2 separate regions of the Homo sapiens genome follow, and region 1 is linked to region 2. Evidence: chromatin contacts called from ENCODE Hi-C or POLR2A ChIA-PET data. All regions are on one chromosome and are shown on one strand. Each heading gives the region's core, a stretch centred on a gene start or an enhancer-like site at or near the end of the contact. The rest is flanking DNA. Distances are from core to core; before and after follow the strand shown.

Region 1 (3,063 bases), core at 320-2,819, 2.6 Mb before region 2:
GTCCTCGCATTCAAATGCTTCAACACGGTTGTTTAACTGTTTAATATATGACTGCTTGCCTGCCTGTACTGCCTTTGCCCACTGGCTTTCAACTGGGGTGATTTTTGCCCCCATGGGGACATCGGCAATGTCTGGAGACATCTTGACTGTCACAACTTGGGAGTGGGGGGATTGCTGGTGGGTGGAGTCCAGGTATGCCACTGAACTTGCTTCAATGCACAGGTGAGACCTCCCGAAACAGAATTATGTGGCTCAAAATGTCAACTGAGCTGCTGTTGAAAAATCCTATCTTAGCTAATATCCCCACTTTAGGAATGAGGAAATTGAAGCTTGGAGTGGTTAACTTGCCTTTTATAAGTTTCAACCCAGGCAGTCTGAATCAGGGACCCTGCCTGCTTAACCATTACCCTATATACACCTACGACTAGAACCAGTCCCCTGATTTGAATTCAAACACGTCATTTTTCCAGACAGACAAAAATGAGGCCCAGAGAGGGGAAGAGACTTGCCCAAGGTCACACAGTGGAGGAGTAGGGCTAGAACCCGGGACTCCTGCGTCCTGGTCCAGTGTTCCCTCCGCGGGCTTTGCTTCTGCCTCTACAGAGGACCCAACTGGCCAGCGCTGGGGAAAGGGCCTAGGGGAAGAGGTTCAGCTACCATCCCGCTGTCCGCTGGGGCAGCCTGACCCAGGCACAAGACTCCTGTGGGGTCACCTAAGGGCGCCAGGGAGAAGAGCGAGGGAGGGAGGAAGAAGGAGGCAGGACAGCTGGCTCCAGCTCCACGTGCTCCCAGCCCCTGGCTGGGAGCCCACGTGAGGGTCGCCCTAAGAAGTCGGGGGCGAGGAGAGAGGGTGCAAAGCCCCGGCCCGGGCTGGACGGAGAGAAGCGCGGTGGAGACTTCCCTGCGCCCCCTCTGGGCCCGTACGGCCCACCTCCCACACCAGAGTGCTGCGCCGCAACCCCTTACTCCGCGTCCTCTGACCCCTGATCCCTGCCCTCTCCCTCGGGCCAAGCCGTCGCATCCCTCGGATTCTTACACGCGCCGCCCCAGCAACCCGGACCGCGCGCCGGGGTCCGCACCGCGCAGCCTAGCCCGCCGGCGCCGCCGCCAAAACCCCGAGCCCGAAGCTGTTGCAGCCGCCGCAGCCGCCGAAGCCGCCGCCACTTCAGCCACTGCCACCAGGGCAGCTGCGCCAGCTCTCCTATCCACCGCCTACCGTCCTCTCAACCCCGCTGGCCCCGCCCCATTTCCCCTTCACAGCGTCCTACTGGCTAACTGGGCTACCGTGATGAACTCTGATTGGCCAACTATCACGTCCTTCCGCAGGTCTCGCCCGCCGCCGATGCGGTACTCCCTGCCCGCCTCCTTAAGAAGGGGCGGGACGAAGAATCCACGCCCCTTACTCCTCCCTTGTTCCCCGCCTTACTCGTTGAGTCCAACCCAGAGGGAGTCCCAAGTCTTTCCATTGGTGAAAGGTCAAAATGGCGGTGCTTCTGATTGGTCAGACTTCAGGAGGTGGGGACAACTGAGCGGAACAATAAATTGAATGGTGAAAAGAAAGGTCAGTCAGACACCGAGTCTCGCCTTCTGAGATTGGCGGGTAACCTAGCAACGCAGGGACCGCGGCGGTAACTGTGGCTAGGGAAACCTGGAGCGGTCAGAGCAGGTGAGTAGCCAGTTGGGAAAGGGTCGCGGATCGGGGGAGATGTGGAATAGGGTTCAGCCCTCTGTCCTTTGGCTCCCTGAGGAATTAGAAGCCCCCGCTGCGATCTCGTCTCAGCTTCAGGACCCTGTCCCTCAGCTCCTGCCTTAGTCTGGACCTTTCGCTCCACAACCTGCAGGGAGCCGGCCTCCATTCTGCCCTTCTACCTGCCCACTTCATGGCTCCACTCCCTCATCCCTAAAACGAGGAGGACAACAGTCAAGCAGAGTCATATCGTAGTTAACTTATTTCAAGTCAAACATGGGAGCTGTGGGTGGGAGGGGAGTTTATAAGTCCCCTCCCATTTCACCCAACGGCCATACGTTCCTCGGTGAGCAGGCAATCTCACTTCAGTGTTTAAATTAGGTAGTTTTGTTTGTTTGTTTTGTTGTTGTTGTTGTTGTTTTTGCCGAGCATGGTGGCTCACGCCTGTAATCCCAGCACTTTGGGAGGCCGAGGCGGGCAGATCACTTGAGGTCAGGAGTTCTAGGCCAGCCTAGCCAGTATGGTGAAACCCCATCTCTACTGAAAATACAAAAATTAGCTGAGCATGGAGGCGCACCTGTAATCCCAACTACTCGGGAGGCTAAGGCACGAGAATCACTTGAACCCGGGAGACTTAGGTTGCAGTAAGCCAAGATAGCGCCATTGCACTCCAGCCCGGGCAACAGAGCAAGACTCTGTCTCAAATAAATAAATAAATTAGGTAATTTTTATTACACCACTTTTGCCTTTATCCTAACTTTGGAATTTAACTCCCATCTCCATCCTTAAGATGTGATCTCATTGTACCTACTGAAGACAGAGAGTTTCTTGTGATGATTAAATGAGGCTAAGGGCCGGGCGCGGTGGCTCAGCCTGTAATCCCAGCACTTTGGGAGGCCGAGGCCAGCAGATCACCTGGGCCAGCAGATCACCTGAGGCCAGGAGTTTGCGACTAGCCTGGCCAACATGGTGAAACCCTGTCTCTACTAAAAATACAAAAATTAGCCGGGCCTGGTGGCGTGTGCCTGTGATCCCAGCTACTCAGGAGGCTGAGCGGGAGAATTTCTTGAACCCGGGTGGTGGAGGTTGCAGCGAGCCGAGATCGTGCCACTGCACTCCAGTCTGGGTGATAGAGCGAGACTCCAGCTCAAAAAATAAATAAATAAATAAATAAATAAATAAGGCTGAGGTGGGAGAATTGCTTGATCGCAAGAGGCGGAGGTTGCGGTGAGCCATGATTGCACTACTGCACTCCAGCCTGGGCGACAGAGCGAAAAACCCTGTCTCAAAAAAATATATAAAAAAAAAACTTTGAGGTTCAAAAGATATTTTCATAAGAAAATGAAAAGATCAGCCACAGACACAGACATGGAGGA
Region 2 (3,235 bases), core at 229-2,728:
CAGTAATTAGGATAACGGAATAATATGTGTTGAGTTGATAGTTGGCAGCATTTTAAATATATTAAGAAAGCATAAAAAAGGACCATTTAAAAACGAGGTGGGAATCCCCAAAGTAACAATGGTCTTGTTAAAAGTGAACTAGAAAAAGACTGCTGTTTCTGAGAAATATATGTTTCAATCAAACTAAAAATTACTCTAAATTGAATTACTTGCCCCAAAGCTCATTTTCTGTTGTTTGTGAACCCCATTCACTCAATCATTCCTGTATTCAACAAACATGACTTTCTTTTATCATTTGTGTTCTTATTCCATTACTCCTTCCTTTTTTTTTTTTTGAGATGGAGTCCAGCTCTGTCTCCCAGGCTGGAATGCAGTGGCGCTGTCTCGGCTCACTGCAACCTCTGCCTCCCAGGTTCAAGCGATTCTCCTGTCTCAGCCTCCTGAGTAGCTGGCATTACAATCGTTTGTCACCAAGCCCAGCTAATTTTTTTTTGTATTTTCAGTAGAGACCATGTTGGCCAGGCTGGTGTTGAACTCCTGACCTCAAGTGATCTGCCCACCTCGGCCTTCCAAAGTGCTGGGATTACAGGTGTGAGCCACCACGCCCAGCCCATTATTCCTTCTTTTATTCCACAGACATTTACACACTCTCCTACTGTGTGCCAGGCATTGCTTTAGATTCTAATAATTGAGCAGCAAATGATCCTTGTCCTTGGGAAACTTAGAATCTAGTGAAATATTCATTCATTCTTTCATTCATTCACATATTTACTGGGTGCTCACGTGTTCTGGGGATACAGCAACAGAAAACACAGGACCCTCAGGTAAACGAATTACATTCCAAAGGGTAGAAGCGAAAGCAAGGGCAAAGGTCTTGAGACAGCTGTGAGCATGGCTAGAGGCCAGTTAGCAAAAGGGACATGACACCATCTGTGTCCCCTCCCACTCTGATAGGGACACATAACATTTTCTCAATTTTTCCTAAAAGACTACAAAAAGTCTCTTCTTTCCAAACAGTTTGCCGCCCTAAATCCTTCCAGTATATTACTTGGGGAGGTGTCACTAGATCTGTGTACCTCTGTTTCTCATTATGTGACTCCATTCTGGTTTCTTGCAGGTTTTTGTTTAAAGGAATGGTGGCGTTATTTATTTAAAACAGGCTTTAAAAGATACGGTTAAAACAGGGTAGAAAACCCTCACGTGGCCCACCTGCAATTCCTACTAACTTAACATAGGTCCCGCGTCTGAGGAATCCCCCTAGGTCCTAAATCTTTGGCAGCCAAGTCAAAAGTGACTACGACTCCGGGACTATAATTCCCAAGAGACACTGCGTCCGCACCCTCTGCGCATGTTCAACCTTGGTGACTGCATAAGGCAGCGAGCCCAAGGGGCTGGGCTTGGGCCTGAGCGGTGAATCGGGGCGGGGCTAGGGGCAGGGCCAGGGAGGGGGCGGTGCTGCCGGCACCGCCCGGAACACGCTAGTGGAGCGGAAGATGGCGGCGGCGGCGGCGGCCGCTGCAGCCGGGACTTCAGTTGGGCTGAGGCGGAGGAGCCGCCGCTTCTGACCTCGCTCTGGCTCCGGTGCGCGCGGCTGAGCGCGTGCGAGGCCCCGCGCGTCGGGCAGGGGCGGCGGCGGCCACTGCGCGCCGCCCTGAGGAGCGCCCCAGCGGCGGCGCGACTGCGGCTGAGGAGAGAGCCGGCTCCGGGCCTCCGCGTCCTCCTGCTCCCCCGGCCCCCCGCCTCCTCGGGGGGGCGGCGGCGGCGATGTTCTCGGTCCTCTCGTACGGGCGGCTGGTGGCCCGCGCCGTGCTCGGCGGCCTCTCGCAGACCGACCCCAGGGCCGGCGGCGGCGGCGGCGGCGACTACGGACTGGTGACGGCCGGCTGCGGCTTCGGGAAGGACTTCCGTAAGGGCCTCCTCAAGAAGGGCGCGTGCTACGGGGACGACGCGTGCTTCGTGGCCCGGCACCGTTCCGCGGACGTGCTCGGTGAGTCCCCGACCCGGTTCCCTTGCCCCAGCCTCGGATCCGCCTCCCGGGGACTCCCCGCGCGGGGCTTCCCCAGTTCCTCCCGGCGGCGAAAGGAGCCAGAGCGCTCACATGGAGGGAGCGCTTACTATGCGCCAGGCGCCGTGCCAAGCGCTCCGAGGCGCGTTTTCCGCTTGAACGACCCCCATTTTAGAGAGGAGGAAACTAAGGCGCACAGCGGTCAAGTCGTGTGCTCAAGGTCACAACCCGAGAGTGTGACCGGTCTGTCCGAGTCCAGAGCCACACTCTCGGTCTCACTCGGCCGTGCCAGCCCTGGGCGACCTCGTCCCCTCCCTGGGCGACACCTGCAGGCTCCTAACCTCGTTCTGGTTCCCTCTCCGCATGCCCCGGGGATCCCTGCCTCTTCGCGTGCTCCCGACACCACAGCCCGGCCCAGGCTGCGGGATCGCCGGCCGACAGGCAGTCGTGAGCCCCCAGACAGCCCGGCCGTATTCTTTCGCCGCCTGGATGGTAACCAAATCTTCACCCTTTTCGGAGTGTGGCGGTGGGGGCTGCTGGCTTGGCGAAAAAACCCTCACAGCGTTTTCTCCCAAATTGATCTTGTCCACTTGCGGTCACTTGGGGGTTGGCAGAGTCTCCTTGATCCAAAATAGAATGGTCGAGCCTACTTGTAGATTGCAGCCGGTAAAGCTCTGAGGATTGGTCACAGCCTTTTCAGGCCACAGGTGCTCCCTGAGGCCTATTCCAGTTATACCTTTTGGGGGTGGGAGACTACGGAGAGAGCTGGCAGAAAGGGCTAAATATAGTTCACAAGCAGTCAGAAACTTTACCATAATGTACGCCTTAGGAGATTTTGTGTATGCTATGGGATATTGTGCCGTTAAAACTCTTTGAATGAATAAAGCAATGCGCTCGCTTTGAAATTGAAGGACGTGTTGTCATTGAACTTGGGTTCAAATGTCACTTTGATTTCCCTTCCCAGGTGAGACTAAGTTTTTGGTTACTTTAAATTTCATATGCTGAGGCAGAGTTTGGCATTGGAACAAATGATTCTGTAACTTTTTTATGACAGTAATTATTTTTTAATCTGATCTCAGAATAATTGCCTAGTATCTTTGGTTCTACTACATGTAGTGTTTGTGAACATGGGACTGGAAAGGTTGTTCTCAGTTTAATTTATGAATGACCCCATTACCTGGGTTGAAGAAAAAGCATTTAATGTTTAGGCAACGCTATTGATATTAACAT

Evidence for each region. Hi-C counts contacts between places; a loop is a spot of excess contacts on that map. ChIA-PET counts read pairs that join two places held with the same protein, here RNA polymerase II (POLR2A). Pooled maps may share reads with other maps.
Region 1: a pooled map shows a loop between it and region 2 (4-fold over the local background). The contact joins the promoter of DRC10 here to the promoter of PPTC7 in region 2. A Hi-C loop is called at or near these places in 4 of 50 pooled maps. POLR2A ChIA-PET finds 5 or more read pairs at or near these places in 2 of 52 experiments (GM12878 and activated T-cell).

The regions. Positions count from the first base shown.
Region 1 is chr12:113,219,600-113,222,662 of GRCh38, reverse strand. It overlaps DRC10 (dynein regulatory complex subunit 10), which reads left to right and starts at 1,569. Exons shown (of 5, transcript NM_001330452.2): 1 at 1,569-1,666. It overlaps TPCN1 (two pore segment channel 1), which reads right to left and starts at 1,199. Exons shown (of 28, transcript NM_017901.6): 1 at 1,037-1,199. RefSeq lists an enhancer at 1,821-1,970.
Region 2 is chr12:110,581,561-110,584,795 of GRCh38, reverse strand. It overlaps PPTC7 (protein phosphatase targeting COQ7), which reads left to right and starts at 1,478. Exons shown (of 6, transcript NM_139283.2): 1 at 1,478-1,987. The coding sequence starts at 1,765. RefSeq lists silencers at 1,326-1,655, 1,696-1,845.